Linked DNA regions of Homo sapiens: regions 1 and 2 are each linked to region 3. A link is an interaction called in ENCODE POLR2A ChIA-PET data of the cell type or tissue named here. Cell type or tissue: HepG2. All regions are shown on one strand. Each heading gives the region's core, and the rest is flanking DNA. Links, peaks and the distances in the headings are about the cores only.

What was found. ChIA-PET counts read pairs that join two places held together with the same protein. Peaks named below come from ENCODE experiments on the same cell type or tissue, not always from the same donor. Only the 100,000 strongest peaks of a DNase experiment are listed, where the experiment ranks them.
Region 1: POLR2A ChIA-PET joins it to region 3 with 5 read pairs; 2 of 35 experiments call an interaction of 5 or more read pairs at or near these places.
Region 2: POLR2A ChIA-PET joins it to region 3 with 5 read pairs; 2 of 35 experiments call an interaction of 5 or more read pairs at or near these places.

What each region holds. Positions count from the first base shown.
Region 1 is chr5:138,242,492-138,248,544 of GRCh38, forward strand. No RefSeq gene overlaps it. Among named protein-coding and RNA genes, the nearest start is that of GFRA3, 29 kb to the right of the region's middle. RefSeq lists an enhancer at 3,006-3,598. In HepG2, for the core only: no CTCF peak of the experiment used is centred there; DNase peaks (open chromatin) are centred at 3,440 and 4,080.
Region 2 is chr5:139,025,144-139,031,196 of GRCh38, forward strand. It overlaps SIL1 (SIL1 nucleotide exchange factor), which reads right to left. Exons shown (of 10, transcript NM_022464.5): 6 at 1,658-1,849. Among named protein-coding and RNA genes, the nearest start is that of LRRTM2, 150 kb to the left of the region's middle. In HepG2, for the core only: no CTCF peak of the experiment used is centred there; no DNase peak of the experiment used is centred there.
Region 3 is chr5:138,490,545-138,496,597 of GRCh38, forward strand. It overlaps LOC124901078 (a long non-coding RNA gene), which reads left to right and starts at 1,784. Exons shown (of 2, transcript XR_007058953.1): 1 at 1,784-1,989; 2 at 2,718-2,781. RefSeq lists enhancers at 455-1,148, 1,149-1,841, 2,536-3,227 and a silencer at 1,300-1,939. In HepG2, for the core only: no CTCF peak of the experiment used is centred there; DNase peaks (open chromatin) are centred at 1,627, 2,717 and 3,287; H3K4me3 peaks cover 1,848 bases.

The DNA of each region.
Region 1 (6,053 bases), core at 2,394-4,893, 250 kb before region 3:
TGTGCAGCAAGCTACTGGGGGAGGCGGGACTCCCACCCTCCTAAGCAGCCTGGGACTCCAAGTTTGTACTGTTAAGCCCTAGGCTACCCTCCAACGTGTAATTTAGACCCTACTAAAGCTATTACATGCAAAGTGCTTAGCAGAGTACCTGGCAGATAATGAGCACTCAATAAATTTTAGTATGTCAGGCTAATTTACGGAAATACTAATTTGTGTTTATTCTCCTTTGCCTCCCTTTTTCTGGATGGCCAGTTCAGTCAAGTGGCCAGGTTTTCTAATTACTTGGGCAGCAGAGAAAGCAGAGGCAGTGGGCTTGGTCTCTTGCCAATTCAAACACAGGAGTCCCAAATTTTGTGTAATTTAAAGGATCATTTATCTCTTACACACACACACACACACACACACACACACACACACGCGCGCTATATGCTGGAACCAGGTCAGGACTTAACCTCAATTTCATTTGTAAAATACAAACACTTTGCCAGGCACAGTGGCTCACACCTGTAATCCCAGCACTTTGGGAGGCCGAGGCCAGTGGACCACCTGAGGCCAGGAATTTGAGGCCAGCCCGGCCAACATGGCAAAACCCCGTTTCTACTAAAAATACAAAAATTAACTGGGCCTGGTAGCGTCTGCCTGTAATCCCAGCTACTTGGGAGGGGGAAGCACTAGAATCACTTGAACCTGGGTGGCGGAGGTTGCAGTGAGCTGAGATAGCGCCACTGCACTCCAGCCTGGGCAACTGAGTGAGACTCTGTCTCAATAAATAAATAAAATAGATGAAATAGCAATTCAAGTGTCCTGCCACTATTCATGAAGCTGAATTGGCATTTGAAGGTGAAGAAACTGAGGCTCAAAGAGGTTCATGGAATTGTTCCCTCATGGTACTAAGACTTCAGGACTGGAAACTCTCTCTCCATGCTTCACCCACCACCTCTTCTTTTTCCCTTTGCTTGCTGGGAGTCACCTTTCCACCCAAGTTCCTGAGCTCACATACTGTCTACTTCCTACCCGAGAAATCCAGATTTGACAAGTCCCTAACACCCAGCACTGAAGAAAATATTAGATTAATATATCCCCCAGCCAGCCATTTCCTCTTCCTCTCTGACAAACCCATGAGGCACCACTCTTTAGCAAAAAGGCTCATCATTTTTTAGATCCAAAGACTGAAGCTCAGCAAGATTAAGCAGCTTGCCTGAATTCACCCAGCTGATGGTTTTGCTGAGACTCAAATGCAGATCAAGCTGGATCTGCTTTCCATTGTGTCCTTTAGACTACAATATGCTTTCTTTGACCAGCTAGAGGGCTGCATTCCCTAAGACAATCTTGACATGTAATTCCTGAGGAATTGAGCATATGGTATTTTGTTGGGGAGTTCATTGCTGGGCTCCTTCACCACAGACCTCCCTCTCTTCCCCTATGGAGGGGAGCCAGCCTGAGTCAAAATGTCTCTTTCAGAAGACACAAGGAGGCTTTGTGATGGAGGCTGTTAAAAGGGCACAGGCAGAATCTCCCTGGGGCAAAGTTGGGAAATGAGGCAAGTCTCCTAAGTGTCAGGCTCACCCCGTTGTGTGGGGTAGTGCTGAGATCACTCCTCTCTGACATCCCACTATCTGATATGCTTATCCCTTGGGCCTCCCTCCCACCCTTCCTGAGAAACATATCGCCCATCTCTGCCTATTGAGAGCTTTTCCTCATCCTTTGATGCCCGACTCCAGTATTTCTTCCTCCATGAAGCCTAAATGATCCCCCCATGCTGAATTACTTGGCCCCTTCTCAGGGGTCTCAGAGCCCCTGGATCACATAAGTACTTCACAGTAGGCACAGAACCTGCTTCAAATCCACCTGCCAATGATTAGCTTTGTGAGCTTGGTCAAGATTTAACCTCTAAACATCTGTTTCTCCAACTAAAATGGAAACAATAGTGCCTCCCTTCACAGGGCTGTGAAGAAGTTTAAATTGGATTAGGTATGAGTAAAGAAAAAATGTTATCTATATATATTCATGGCCTTAATTTCTCCTCTGGGGGAGCTTGGAAGGGAAGAAAGGGATGTGATGAGGGGCTGCTTTGTGTATACAATAGAGACAGATGGAAAAGTGTTTTTTGTTTTGTTTTTGTTTTGTTTTGTTGTTGTTGTTGTTGTTGTTTTTGAGACAGTCTTGCTCTGTCGCCCAGGCTGAGATACAGTTGCCCCATCATGGCTCACTGAAGCCTCAAACTCTTGAGCTCAGGCTGTCCTCCCACCTAGCCTCCTAAGTAGCTAGGACTACTACCACCATTCCTGGCTAGTTCTTTGTTTTTGGTTTTTTTTTTTTTTTTTTTTTTTTTTTTGAGATGGAGTCTCACTCTGTTGCCCAGGCTGGAGTGCAGTGGTGCATCTCAGCTCACTGCAACCTCCACCTCCCGGGTTCAAGCGATTCTCCTGCCTCAGCCTCTTGAGTAGCTGGGACTACAGGTGTGCACCACCACGCCTGGCTAATTTTTGTATTTTTAAGTAGAGATGGGGTTTCACCATATTGGCCAGGCTAGTCTCGAACTCCTGACCTCATGATCCACCTACCTTGGCCTCCAAAGTGCTGGGATTATAGGCGTGAGCCACCACATTCAGCCTCCTGGCTAATTTTTAAATTTTTTTGTAGAGACAGGGTCTCAATATGTTGCCTGGGCTGGTGTCAAACTCCCAGCCTCATGCAATCCTCCGGCCTCAGGAAAAGAGGATTTTAAGTTTTGCTGTGTATATTTTTCAAAAGAATGTGCAACCATTATTCAAATATTTTTTTCAAATATTATGGATGCCAGATTGATACCATGTGGAGACAAGACCGTGAAGAGGCTCAGCTTTTAATTTTTTGAGATGGCATCTCACTCTGTCACCCTGGCTAGAGTCCAGTGGCATAATCAGGGCTCACTGCAGCCTCTACCTCCCTGACTCAAGCAATCCTCCCATCTCAAACTCTCAAGTAGCTGGGTGGCTGGGACCACAGGCACAGGCCACCACGTCTGGCTAATTTTTGTATTTTTTGCAGGGACAAGGTCTCACTATGTTGCCCAGGCTGGAAGGCTCATCTTTTGAAAGGATACACGTGTAAAGCTCTTAGCACAGTATTTTATAGCTACCAAGTACTCAAATAATGATGTCTCTCACTATTATTTGTTTATCCATCTCTACGACAAAACTTGTCTTCATCTCTGTGCCAACCTGTCTTCTGCCCTACTCAGCCAACAGTAGGTGCTCAGCAGGAAGAAACCAAAAGCCAACCAAAGTCTGGGAAGACCAGAAACAAATGCCCTAACACTTCAGCTGACCACAGCAACTGGGAGCAGGGTCAGCACTAGGGAGGGGCTATTTGCAGGCATTCTTCTGTGGGGGATGGGCTCTCACATCCTGCTTGTCACTGTTCCCAGCCCAGACACAGGCTCACTTCATCCTCTCACCCACACAGACTGACCTCTGCCCTGGGATGTCACTAAGGGGTGAAGGGGCCACGGATGGCCAGGGACATCAAGCATGCCAAGCCAGAATTCTGCACACCAGCTCCCTGGGACTTCTGCCTGTTCCACAGGGCCTGGCTTGCACACCAGCAGCCCTGTAGTTGGGTGTGTACTCAAAGGTTAACTCTCCCCCAGGACAGCAGGGTGGGAAGATGAATGACAAGAAGACCTGGGAGTACCTCCGCTCACAGAACTCCAGTTACAGCTGGCTGGGTACAGTGGCTCACGCCTGTAATCTCAACACTTTGGGAGGCCAAGCTGGTTGGATCACTTGAGGTCAGGAGTTCGAGACCAGCTTGGCCAACATGGTGAAACCCCATCTCTAATAAAAATTCAAAAATTGGCCAGCGTCATGGCAAACGCCTGTAGTCCCAGCTACTTCAGAGGTTGAGGCAGGAGAATCACTTGAACCCAGGAGGCAGAGATTGCAGTGAGCTGAGATCATGCCATTGCACTCCAACCTGGGTGACAGAGCGAGACTCTATGTCAAAAAAAAAAAAAAAAGAGAGAGAACTTCAGTCACAGCCGACTACTTGTTCTCCCTGCAACACTGCCCTTTCCAGTCCCTGTGTTTGCTCACTCTGATCTCTGAGGTGCCCTCCCCCAATTTCTGCCTAATAAACTCTACTCATTCTTCAAGGCCTAATCCAAATAACTTCTCTTCCAGGAAACCATCCCTGCAGTCTGAAAGAGCTCCCTCTGACCCCACAGCCCTTATCCTGGCTTCTGTTGTTATTTAGGATATGGGGTCTCACCTAACATTGGACAAATGCAACGTGGATCAGAGATTGTGCTCAGGAGTCAGGGAAATTGAAGTTTCATTCCTGGATCAGCTGCTTGTTAGCCCTATCACCTTGCTTGGCCTCACTAAGCCTCACTGTAAAACCGGGAAAATAAAATAGGATAGTTATGAAAATTAAATGAGATAACGCTCATTAAGCCATTAGCATGGTGCCTTGTACACATTAAGCTCTCATGTTAGCTATTATTATTATTGTCTCTGTCTCTCTTCCACCTCCACACCCACCCACAGTATCTCAGATAAGGCCTTAACTAGCTCAATATCTGAAGGTGTAATTTTATTGAATCAGGTCTCTCAGGTTCTAGATATGAGAGGGCTTTCTCCAGAAAGAAGTGGAGATGCTAAAAAGAGGCTGAAGTTTCTAAGAACAAGAGATCCCAGCTGGGCGTGGTGGCTCACGCCTATAATCCCAGCACTTCAGGAGGCTGAGGCAGGTGAATTTGCCTAAGCCCAGAAGTTCGAGACCAGCCTGGGCAACATGGCGAAACCTCGTCTCTACTAAAAATACAACAATTAGCCAGGTGTGGTGGCCCAGGGTTCGAGTCCAGCCTGGGCAATCCCATCTGGCTTTAGACAGTGAGACCCTGTCTCTATTAAAAAAAAAAAAAAAAAGGCCAGGTACGGTGGCTTACACCTGTAATCCCAGCACTTTGGGAGGCCAAGGCGGGTGGGTCATGAGGTCAGGAGATCAAGACCATCCTGGTTAACACGGTGAAACCCCATCTCTACTAAAAATACAAAAAATTAGCCGGGCATGGTGGCGGGTGCCTGTAGTCCCAGCTATTAGGGAGGCTGAGGCAGGAGAATGGCGTGAACCTGGGAGGTGGAGGTTGCAGTGAGCCGAGATCGCACCACTGCACTCCAGCCTGGGTGACAGAGTGAGACTCCATCTCAAAAAAAAAAAAAAAAAAAAAAAAGACTCAGTCTGCCTTCACGACTTGTACAAAGTCCCTCAGGGCCTATACAATAGACCCAGAGCTGCAGCTTCTAGCCTGGAGTTCAGACCTTGAATAGAAAGTCTCCCAGGGGCAGCGTCACCAAGAATTGAGCCCACAATTGGAGAGGGAATCAGCCCTATCATCTCACCACTGTTTCAGGGCAGAGAACAGAATACATGGTACCTACAGGTCCCCTCTCAGATGTATATAATAATGATAGCTGCTATTTACTGAGTATCCATCCTGTATCAGGCACCACACTGAGTGTCATGATAATTTCCAGTCTTCAAAACAACCTGGCTGGGTAAGATGGCTCATGCCTGTAATCTCAGCACTTTGGGAGGCCAAGGCCATCCTGTATCAGGCACCACGCTGAGTGTCATGATAATTTCCAGTCTTCAAAACAACCTGGCTGGGTAAGATGGCTCATGCCTGTAATCTCAGCACTTTGGGAGGCCAAGGTGGGCAGATCACCTGAGGTCAGGAGTTTGAGACCAGCGTGGCCAACGTGGTGAAACCCCGTCTCTACTAAAAATACAAAAAAATCAGCCAGGTGTTGTGGCCTGTGCCTGTAATCCCAGCTACTTGGGAGGCTGAGGCAGGAGAATAATTTGAACCTGTGAGGCAGAGGTTGCAGTGAGCCAAGATCATACCACTGCACTCTAACCTGGGCAACACAGTAAGACTGTCAAAAAAGAAAAAAAAAAGTCGGGCGCAGTGGGCTTACGCCCGTAATCCCAGCACTTTGGGAGGCTGAAGTGGGTGGATCATAAGGTCACGAGTTTGAGACCAGCCTGGCCAATATGGTGAAACCTCA
Region 2 (6,053 bases), core at 2,394-4,893, 540 kb after region 3:
TGGAACAGTGCCTGGGAGTTAGTAGACACTTGATTTATTTATTGAATAAATCAATGGCTTTTATTGGCTCCTTGTTAGCTCCACCTTTTGAGCTTAATTCAAAAGGTACCAGTTGCCTTTGAGAAACAGAGTGGCCAAAAGTTTTAGAGCACAGAGTTTAGGGTCAGACAGACCTTGCTGCAAATTCCAGCTCTACCACTCACTAGGCTGGATGATCTTGAGCAATTACATAATCTCTCTGTGCCTCATTTTCCTCGGTTATAAAATGGGATTAATAGTGGTACCTACTCATAGGGCAGCCACGGAAGTCAATGAATTAATGCATACAGAGCACTTGAAGCAGTGCCTGGTATATGACAACACTCAACAAATATTAGTTATTATAAGTCTGATCAGTTACTTCCCTGCTTCAAACTCTCTAGTGGTTCTTAGGATCAAGGCTAAAATCATAAAGAGCATGATATCTCCAACCTCACCTCTCCAGCCCCCGAACCTTCCCACTTCATCTATGCTCCCCTCCAGGCCGCTGTGCTCCAGTCACTCCAATCTTTTCCAGGCCCTCAATCTCCCCAAGCTTGTCCCTGCCCTAGAATCTCTGCACATGTTGTTTCCTCTAGCTGGAATGCTCTAATCTAAGGATTGGCAAACTTTTTCTAAAGGGCCTGGTAGTAAATATTTTTGACTTTGTGAGCCATATGGTCTCTGTCACAACTACTCAATTCTGCCATTGTGGCATAAAAACAGCAATAAACAATGCATGAACAAATAGGGGTTGCTGTGCCCCAATAAAATTTTATTTAGGAAAGGAGGTGTTGGGCCAGATTTGACCTATGGGCAGTAGTTTGCCATCCCCTGCTCTAGTCCCCCCTCTTCACCCAGCCAACCCCAATCATCCTATAACGCTTGGCCTAAATGTCACATCCTCTGAGAAGCCTCCCTTATTGTCCATGACTAGGCTCTAAGTTCTCCAGTTACATATTCTTACATCACCCTCTGGAGCCCTCATTACAATCTTAAATTATCTCATTATTTAATTAATTTGTTCAATTGTTCATTATTCAATTACTTCCTCTTCCAGGCTATAAGCTGCATAACTAGGACTATGTCTATTTTATCTCTGTGGTACCCTCAGAGGTACTAAAGAAGGTACCACTCCACATGAAAAAGAGGTTGGCTGGCCAGGCATGGTGGCTCAAGCCTGTAATCCCAGCACTTTGGGAGGACAAGGTGGGTGGATCACTTGAGGTTAGGAGTTCAAGACCAGCCTGGCCAACATAGTGAAACCCTATCTCTATCAAAAATACAAAAAATTAGCTGGGCGTGGTGGTGCACACCTGTAATCCCTGTTGCTCGGAAGGCTGAGGCAGGAGAATAGCTTGAACCCAGGAGGTGGAGGTTGCAGTGAGCCGAGATCGCGCCACTGCACTCCAGGCTGGGTGACCGAGTGAGACTCTGACTCAGACAAAAAAAGAAAAAGAAGTTGGCTCTGGCCTCTAAGACTGTATCTTACTACAAAAGATAACAAGACTAGATTAAAAATAGTCTGTGCTCTGGGAGAGAAGTAAAGATGTTGATGCTATTTTCTTAGGGCTTAGGGAAGGGGGATTTATTTTTGGAGCTGTTAAAAGTCTGACTTATGGACGAAGAAATACAGTACCTGATGGACATAATATTCAAGATCAAAGAGCGCAGCAATCTTCTCTTCCAAACTGGAGCTGGAACTATTGAACTTGTTGATCAGCCGTACCATGATCTGCATGTCAGTCTCAATGACAACATTCAGCTCATCAAAGTCTTTCTTCAGTTCCTCAATGGGGCGGAAGAGCCGCTTTACCTCAGCCTGCCTTGCCTAAGGAGAGCAGCAAAGAGGTGATTAAATTGGTTGGAGACATCTGCCCAAGATGTCTGTGGTCTACCATGGATGCCCATCCTCAAAAAACTGCTGCTCCAAGACTCACAGTCTTCTCTCATCTATGCTATCAAAAATACTAATACTTTCTAAGATGCCCAGAGAAGACAGCCCTCAAAGTCTGCCTATATAGGCCTCAGCTCTAAAAACACACTCAAGATGTTCCAAGATTCGCTTATTCAAGTCCGATTTCCAATATTCAGGAAGAATAGAAAGGCTTTTTGTCACAACCACTGAGTTAAGGGGAAGTAATGCAAGTTCATCTTCAACCTCAAACCACATATGAAACAGCTGAGACCTAAGGTAGAATAACCCACACCCTACTTCTCCACTTCTCACAATCATAGACTATCTTGGCCTTGCCCTACCCAATCCAACAACATTTTAGGGAAACTTGGACATAGAAAACTATGGGTAAGAGCTGTCACAGCAGGAGCAATTTGCTGATGAAAATTAAATCACTGTCATTACTGTCAATCTAACCACAGGTGTACAATTTGTTCAACTGTTTGAAATGGCTAAATTACTATATGTACTATACTCAAATCTCGAACAATTTTCTCTGAATCCTTCCCCACTCCACTCACATATAAAAACTTTAAAAATGAAGTTACATTAGAGGTGAATAAAAGACTTTAATTAAATATTTTATACATGTGACACTGTTTTCTTCCCAATTTGAGAAGATAGTGCCTATAAAGAGAGTCTGAAAAGTCACAGTGGCTTATGTATCTGTCTTCCAAGAAAAACTAAAAGGCACAGATATTTATAAAAAGCCGGATGATGAACAGCTGTCAGCTCCAAATTGCTCATCTATTACCTATGGGTTTTTCTCCCCAGTTACAAGCACTCCATAGAAACACCAACCAAAGAAATGAATCAGCCTCTCTTAAAAAAGACCAAGCTCCTAGCGGAGCAATCACATCCATGGGGCGCCACATCCTGATTCTCTGGGCTAAAATAATATGAGATACTCTCCCTGCACCCAGCTAGAGGTCTCTGGATGGCTGCCAAAGCCAAGCAAAGAGGTCTGGGAAGGCTGAGTCACTTTCTAGAACTGTGAGATGATAGGCAAGTGAGCACAATAAGAAACTAGTGACATCTGTCTCACAAAAACGATGTGTGCCTGGCTCTCAAGAAGGCCTCAAAAAAAAAAAAAGGTTTTGGCCGGGCACAGTGGCTCACACCTGTAATCCCAGCACTTTGGTAGGCCGAGGCAGGCAGATCACGAGGTCAGGAGTTCAAGACCAGCCTGACCAATATGGTGAAACCCCATCTCTACTAAAAATACAAAAATTAGCCGGGCATGGTGGCTCACACCTGTAGTCCCAGCTACTCGGGAGGCTGAGGCAGGAGAATCGCTTGAACCCAGAAGGCAGAGGTTGCAGTGAGCGGAGATCGTGCCACTGCACTCCAGCCTAAGCGACAGAGCGAGACTCCATCACAAAACAAAACAAAACAAAACAAAACAAAACAAAACAAAACAAAACAAAACTTTTACTTTGAAATAATTATAAATTCCCAAGAAATAACAAAAAATAGTACAGAGAGTGTCATGTACCCTTCATCCAGCTTCCCTCAATGTTAACATTTTACATAAGGATATTACATAAGGATACAATGTCAAAATCAAGAAAAGGACACAGGTACCATACTGTTAACTAGACTAAACACCTTGTTTGGATTTCACCAGTTTTTACATATACTCACTTACATGTATGTGTGTATGTGTATCATTCTATGTAATTTTACCTGAGATGTAGACTTGTGTAACTACCAGAACAATCATGCTAGAGAACTGTCCCACCATGATCACATAATCTACTATGTACTACTCCTTTACAGTTATACTTTATCCTCCCATGCTACTCTCTTACATCCCTGTGCCCTGGTTGTCACTAATTTATTCTCCATGTTTATAATTCTGGCATTTAAAAAATGTTATATACACAGTGGTTCATGCCTGTAATCCTAGAAGTTTGGGAGGCCAAGGCAGGTGGACAACTTGAGCTCAGGAGTTCCAGACCAGTCTGGGCAATATAGTGAGACTCTCTGTATTTATATTTTTTAAATTCTATTTTTTTAAACAGAGAACTGGCCAGCAAAGATGAAAGCGCAGCAAATAAATGAAAGGTGGTAACTTTGGCAATGAAATTTGAATTGAATGTACATGGAGTTATAGAAGAAATGGCTGACTGTGGGAATGTTAACACTGCCACTGTTGATGAGCTCTAGATGTGCAGACAGAGGGACTCAGCAAAGGCAAACTTACAGACACAAATTAGGAAAGTGATAAAAAGGATGAAATGACACTGGCAAAAAACTTCACATTACAGGAACTCTCTGAGAAATTTCACAACATTGAAAGTACGAAGGGTGAAATGTTGGAGGCTCATCCATACTTAGAAAGATGTATGATAATTAGCCAAGAGAGAAAAGATGCTTGCTCTATGTCATAATTTTTTTGGAGTCAGGGTCTCGCTCTATTGCTCACGTTGAAGTGCAGTGGTACAATCACAGCTCGCTGCAGTCTCACCCTCCTGGACTCAAGTGATCCTTCCACCCCAGCGTGAGTAGTTAGGACTACAGGCACAAGTCACCACGCCTGGCTAAAATTTTTAGTTTTTTGTAGACATGGGGTTTCGCCATGTTGCCCAGGCTGGTCTTGAACTCCTGGCTCAAGCGATCCACCCACCTCAGCCTCCCAAAGTGCTGAGATTACAGATGTGGGCCACCATACCCAGCCAAGTTTTTAGTTTTCTGTAAAAACTAAAAATTTTAGCCAGGCATGGTGATGTGTGCCCATAGTCCTAACTACTCAGGCTGAGGTGGGAGGATCACTTGAGTCCAGGAGGGTGAGACTGCAGTGAGCTGTGATCGTACCACTTCAACCTGAGCAATAGAGTGAGACTCTGACTCCAAAAAAATTGTGACACAGAGCAAGCATCTTTTCTCTCTTGGCTAATTATCATACTTCTTTCTAACGAGATTAGGTTATAATTAGATTATAATCTCAGCACTTTGGGAAGCTGAGGTGGGTGGATCGCTTGAGCCAGGAGTTCGAGAACAGCCTAGGCAACATGGCAAAACCCTGTGTCTACAAAAAACACAAAAATTATTTGAATTTTTTGGCCAGGCGCAGTGGCTCACGCCTGTAATCTCAGCACTTTGGAAGGTCAAGGCAGGTGGATCACCTGAGGCCAGGAGTTCAAAACCAGCCTGGCCAACTAGAGAAGGTGAAATTAGAGAGAAGATGAAACCCCTTCTCTGCTAAAAATACAAAAATGACCAGGCATGGTGACACATGCCTGTAACTTGGGAGGCTGGGGCAGGAGAATCACTTGAACCTGGGAGGTGGAGGCTGCAGTGAGCCAAGATCATACCACTGTACTCCCGTGTGGGCGACAGAGCAAGACTCTGTCTCAAAAAAAAAAATGTATTTTTTGGTGTGGCATGGTGGCACACACCTGTAGTCCCAGCTACCCGGGAGGCTGAGGTGGGAGGATCACTTGAGCTGTAATCCTGCCACTGCACTCCAGCCTGGGTGACAGAGACCCTGTCAAAAAAAAAAAAGCAAGAAAGAAAAAAAAAAGAATTCTTTTTTTTGGGGGGTAGAAAAAAACTATTTTTTGTAGAAAACATAGACCATTTCCGGGCTATGTTGCCCAGGCTAGTCTCAAACTCCTAGAATCAAGCGATCCTCCCAAAGTGCTAGGATTGCAGGTGTGAGCCATTGTGCCCGGCATAATTCTAAATGTTTCTAATGTTTTAAATTACAGTGTGCTAAATAAATATTACTATTGCTTTTTCATTTCTATATATACTTATAACCAATAGCAATGTAGTTGCTTTAATGTCTGGCAAAACATTTCAAGGATCATGGAACAATCATAATTTTTCCCTTGATTATGTTAAGATTGTTTTGCATAGTTTCAGTGTGCACATTTTCACAATTCCACATAACATAAAATGAGGACTGCTGGTATATGATATGCAAATATTTCCTTCCAGTAGTTTATCTTCTGATCATCTTAACAGGGTATTTGACAAAACAAAACTTTTTAATTTTGGTGAAGTCCAATTTATCAATTTTTTTCTTTTATAAATCTTACATTTGGTGCCATGTCATAAGAACTCTTTACCT
Region 3 (6,053 bases), core at 1,430-3,929:
TTTATCTTTCACTATGAGATCCCAAGAGTCTCCCGAAATATTCTGGGCCTCAGAACTGGTTTCTCTGGGTGGCAGAGTATCAGAACACAGGGCAGAAGGAACCTGTTCCTCAGAGATCCAATCGACATCTCCCTTAAGCCTTTTGCTGCCCTCCACGAACCCATCCTTTTGTGCTGCCAGCTCCATGTCCCCATTCCGGGGGAGGCCAGAATGACACATCTACATGTCACCCCGTAGTCTACAATGTCGGGAAGGAGCTGTGTCCCTGCTGGAATTGAAAAACATCCTTGAGGGCTGCAACTTTTACAGGGAAAGTTACCATGCCAACGACAGCCTCCTTGCCTGACAGGGATGAAAGGAAACAAGGCTGTGGGTGACATGCATCTATTGTGTGTCCACAAACTTGCCTGGAATCTATCAGGGACTGCGGACTGCTGCTCAGCAGGATGGAACAGGAGGATTCAGGTTAGATTTCAGTGGGACTCCGGGATGGGCAGGACTGATGAGGGCAGGGCAGGGCCAGCAAGCGAGGATTGGGAAATGCTTCTCTGAGATTGATACCCATCTCTTGGTGAAATGTGTGGGTGTGGTACTGACAGCAGGCGTGGGAGGGGACGGTGTCCTAGATACCAGTTTCTGGCTGTGATGGGAACCTCGACTTCCCCCAGGTTCTTTCTGCCTTCACAGGATGGTCTAGGAGGTTACCTATGCTCTGGGTTAGATAGAAGAGGGCATGGCAGGTCACTGGGGCAGTGGGGCCACAGGCATGCCTATGGAGAAGGCCCAGTCTTGGCGAGGAGGCCCCAAGATGCCTAAGGAGGAGCGTCTCCTTCAAGGGGCAGGGCTTCCAGGGAGAATGGCCCCCACTCCCGAACAGGGAAAGGGCACAGAGGACTGAGGAGCTGGCACTGCCGAAGCACCTACGCCACGTCAGGCACTTGACACAGCCCCCATTTCATTTAATTATCTCCACAAACCTGCACAGCAGGAACTCTCACTCCCATTTCACGGAGGAGATGAGGACACAGGCTCAGGAGAAGGTGAGTACCCGTCCCAGCATCACCCGGCTGGCAAGGGGAGACGCTGGGGCTGGAACCTCGCTGTCTGAACTGGAAAGGAAAACTCCACATTCAGGGTGCCCTATTTTCTTCTGGAAAGATCTCTCCCGAAGCCGTCCGCTCCTCATTCTGCCCTTCGTACAGGCTTCCCGGGCCTGAGACGGCTGGGAAGAGGCTAAAGGGGCACGACCAGCCGGCGTCTGGGAAACCGCTCCTGCAGCCTGCAACTGCGAGGGCCCGGGGCCGCCACGCGGGCCCCCCGGCAGCCTCTCGTTTCACCCCAGCCTCCGGAGAGGGCCCGAGGCTCAGAGACGAAGGCACTGCACCCAAGGCCACAGATCGTGCATGGCTTTGCTGGAATTCCCACCGGGCCCGCAGGCGTCGAGGCCGCGTAGAACCCCGGAGCCCCTGCGCCCCTGCGCCCCGCCCGCGGCTGCGAGGCTCGGTGCCCGCAGAGGCTCCGGCGGAAACGGCTCCATCCCGGGCGGGCTCCCGCCCCCGGCCCGCCCCCGTCCGCCCCGCGCCATGTATGGCGCTTCCTCCCCGAGCCCTACAAGGCGCTTCCTCCCGGCCCCAGGCCCATACAAGGCGCTTCCTTCCCGGCGCGGCTGGCTGGCGGCCCGCGGGCTGGGAGCCCGGTCCGCTGGGCCCGCCCAACCTCGGAGCCCGCGGCCAGCGGACCTGCTGCCAAGGAGGGGGCGGCAGCGGCGGGAGGGACGGGAACGCGGGGCCTGGCCCGGCGCGGGAGGCGCGGGACGGGCCGACTTGGGGGTCCCGCTGGTCCCCGCTGGTTTCGTATTTTGCCTCGCTTTTCTCCCCTAGCCCGGAGCACAGCACGCCCTGCCGGAGGTCTTTCAGCGGCCCCAGCCCGGGACCTCCAGCCACACGGGCCTCCGAGCCTCGCCGGCCGCTCTCCCCTGAGAGTTGACAAGTGGGTCTTCCCTGACATCTCTCTTCCTCCCCGCTTGCGCTTCTCGTACCTCCCTGGCTTCAGCCGAGCTGCCCCCTCCGCCTGGAATACCCTTCCCACACTATTCTGGCAGAAAGAACTGCTACGCATCCTTTACTTGGTTCAGACTTCTGGCCTCCTGGAAATCCTTCCCACCCCCACCCATAGGTCACCAGCCTCTGCTGAGCTGATTTAGGATCATAGGATCTTAACAAAGTGTCGTTATCTGAGTGATCCTGTTTCAGGCCTGCCGCAGTCCCTTTTCACCTTGGACAGTCATTTTTGACTTTAGGTCTGGTCCCCAACGTCTCCACCTGCTATGGCTCCCCGTGGTCTGAGGCTCATGACCCCACAACCCTACTTGAGTAGTTTGACTCTGCAGGAGAAAGCTGGAGGGGTAGGGTGAGGGGAGCCACAGCTGGGGCAAGTGTACACCTGGAGTGAGTTGGGGCTGAGCACTGCCCCTGGGTGCCCCCATCACCCAGAAGGGCCTCTCCTGCTCAGCCTGACAGCTCTGGTTTATCCACCACTGAAAGAACCAGCAAGCCCCTACAGGCCCTCCCGACAGCGCCTCCAGAAACAAACCTGGCCCAGCCATGTGGTTACCCTGATCTGATCTGCCATGAGAAAGGTCACAAACAGGGACTGGATCTCAGCACAGAGGGCTGCCAGCAACAGTTCCCGAGCCCCCTCCCCCCATGTTCCAGCAGGACAGCTGTCACAAAGTCCAGCTTTCTGCTGGGGAGGAGACAAGCAAGTCCCCATGTGGCCAGCTAGACCCGCCTGTGAGCCTGTGATTGTTCTGCCACAGGTAAGGCAGGGAAAGAAAAGCTCAGAGCTTGGGGCTGAGTGGGTGAATATGTCAGAGAAGGGCCTTTTAGGGCCAAGCAGCCTCTGGGCTTGATCCAGAATAAAATCACTCACAGGCTTCCAGGCGCAACACACACACACACACACACACACACACACACACACACACACAGTGGCTTCCAGGCGCAACACACACACACACACACACACACACACACACACACACACACACACACAGTGGCTGCAAATCCAAAATTTAAGGAGCCTTGTGGGTCTCCACAGCCCCAGGTTGGCTGAATGCCTGTGAATAGGGTGCATGGAGAGAATCTCAAAGGTCCAGGAGGTAGGTTTGGGAAAAAACTGGGTCTCAGAATCTGGGCTGCACACTTAGAGCCTAGGATACCTCTTGGCTTGTTTTCCCACTTAGGGCTGCAGGCCCCCAGCAGCCTTCTCTGTAGATCTATGCTCTAGGATTGTGGGTAATGCAGTCCACAGAGGCCAGGCTCCTAGTGATGCTGCTTCCTGCCCTCTCCTCCCCTCCTCTCAGGCCCCTGACAGCCACCCGCCTTCCTGCTCCAGGAGGAGGGCAAGTCAGAGTGAGGAGGTGGGCTCCTTGCAGGGATGGGAGATCCCAGGCTGGAAACCAGTGAGCTATTTATGATTGAGCTTAGCCAAGGGGCAAGGTGTGAGGGGAGCTCCTGTAGGCTGCTACAGAATTTGCAGGAACCCCAGGCCTCTGCTTGGGTAGGGCTTTTATTCTCTTCTGTGTGCAGGGTCCTTGATTCTTTTTTTTTTGAGACGGAGTCTCACTGTGTCACCCAGGCTGGAGTGCAGTGGTCTGATCTTGGCTCACTGCAACCTCCGCCTCCCGGTTTCAAGCAATTCTCCTGCCTCAGCCTCCCGAGTAGCTGGGATTACAGGAATGCGCCACCATGTCCGGCTAATTTTTTTGTATTTTTAGTAGAGAAGGGGTTTCACCATATTGGCCAGGCTGCTCTTGAACTCCTGACCTTGCGATCCTCCCGCCTCGGCTTCCCAAAGTGCTGGGATTACAGGCGCGAGCCACTGCGCCCGTGTGGGGGCCTTGATTCTTTGAAAGCCCTATGAAACAGTAAGGGTCCTGGGCTATTCCCTGCCTTAAGAGAGGACCTATGCTCTAGTGGTCCTGGGGCTGGCTTTCGGGCCTGTTAGGAATACTGGAGCCTGGGATTGATAATCTTTCAACAACTGCCAATGTGACACCCAATAATACCACAGCCGCCTGTTATTTCCTGCATTTTTTTCTCATTGTTTTCCTGTGCTTGCTTCCTCCACAAAATGAGATTTCCAGACAGAAACCAAACCTTCTCAAGCTGGGCGCGGTGGCTCACGCCTGTAATCCCAGCACTTTGGGAGGCCGAGGCGGGCGGATCACAAGGTCAGAAGATCGAGACCATCCTGGCTAACACGGTGAAACCCTGTCTCTAAAAAAAATACAAAAATTAGCCTGGGTGACAGAGCAAGACTCCGTCTAAAAAAGAAACAAGAAACCAAACCTTCTCTTGCCAGTGGATTGGGTGCCACTTTTGTCTCCCGGCCCCACAAAACCCTCTGTGCTTTTAACCACCAAACCAGGGCTTTTTTTTTTTCTTTTTTCTTTTTTTTTGAGATGGAGTTTCGCTCTTGTTGCCCAGGCTGGAGTGCCGTGGCGCCATCTTGGCTCACTGCAACCTCCGCCTCCTGGGTTCAACAATTCACCTGCCTCAGCCTCCCAAGTAGCTGGGATTACAGGCGTCCGCTACCACCCCCGGCTAATTTTTAAATTTTTTTTAGTAGAGATGGGGTTTCACCATGTTGGCCAGGCTGGTCTAGAACTCCTGACCTCAGGTGATCTTCCCACCTCGGCCTCTCAAAGTGCTGGGATTACAGGCGTGAGCCACGGCACCCGGCCCATGGCATTTTTTCTTTGGCTGGGTTTGCCACTAGATTGAGCGCTCTTTATTGACACGGACTGTGTCTGCCTTGTTGACTACAGGTCCTCAAAAAACGTCATTTTATTCAGTTCAACGTCCTTTCCTTATAACATTGATGAGAAAAAAAATCAGTTTTCAGCTGGAGTTGTTTGGGTGGAGTTGGTACGTTCTCCCCGTGTCTGCATGGGCTTTCTCTGGGAACTCTGGTCTCCTTACACATCTCAAAGATGTACTCATTAGATGAATCAGCATGTCTAAATGGTCGCTGGATGAATGAGTGTGGGTGTGTTTGTGAGTGTGCCCTGCCGTGGAATGGCATCTTGTCTAGGGTTGGTGTTTTCCTTGTGCCCTGAAAGCTACTGGGATGGGCTCCTGCCACCTGAGACCCGCAACTGGAAGAAGTGGGGTGGAAAATGAATGAATGAATACAAATTATTGTCAAATAAAAATCTGTAAATATCCAATAATCATATGGTGCACAATGACAAACAATGCCATATGAAAGTGCTCAGCAAGCCTTCCATATTTGTGATTGTTTTTGAACTCAGGCAGGTGAAGCAGTAGGAGGTGCTCCTTGCAATTTTTGTTTTGCAAACATTTATTTCTTCATGTAACCCACCACCACAACATCCCTGATTCACCAAAAATTGAGTAAATAATCCTTGTTTTGTTTTTTTTTTTTGAGACAGTTTCGCTCTTGTTGCCCAGGCTGGAGTGCAATGGAGTGATCTTGGCTCACCACAACCTACGCCTCCCAGGTTCAAGCAATTCTCCTGCCTCAGCCTCCCGAATAGCTGGGATTACAGGCATGCGCCACCATGCCCAGCTAATTTTGTATTTTTAGTAGAGACGGGGTTTCTCCATGTTGGCCAGGCTGGTCTCGAACTCCCGACCTCAGGTGATCCACCCGCCTCGGCCTCCCAAAGTGCTGGGATTACAGGCATAAGCCACCACGCCTGGCCAATCCTTGTTCTTATGAATCTTTCTTAAATGTGTATATAGCTAACATTTTATTTATTTATTTATTTATTTTTTGAGATGGAGTCTTGCTCTGTCACCCAGGCTGGAGTGCAGTGGCACGATCTCGGCTCACTGCAAGCTCCGCCTCCTGGGTTCATGCCATTCTCCTGCCTCAGCCTCTGGAGTAGCTGGGACTACAGGTGCCTGCCACCACGCCTGGCTAATTTTTTGTATTTTTAGTAGAGACGGGGTTTCACCATGTTGGGCAGAATGGTCTCGATCTCTTGACCTTGTGATCTGCCCGCCTCGGCCTCCCCAAGTGCT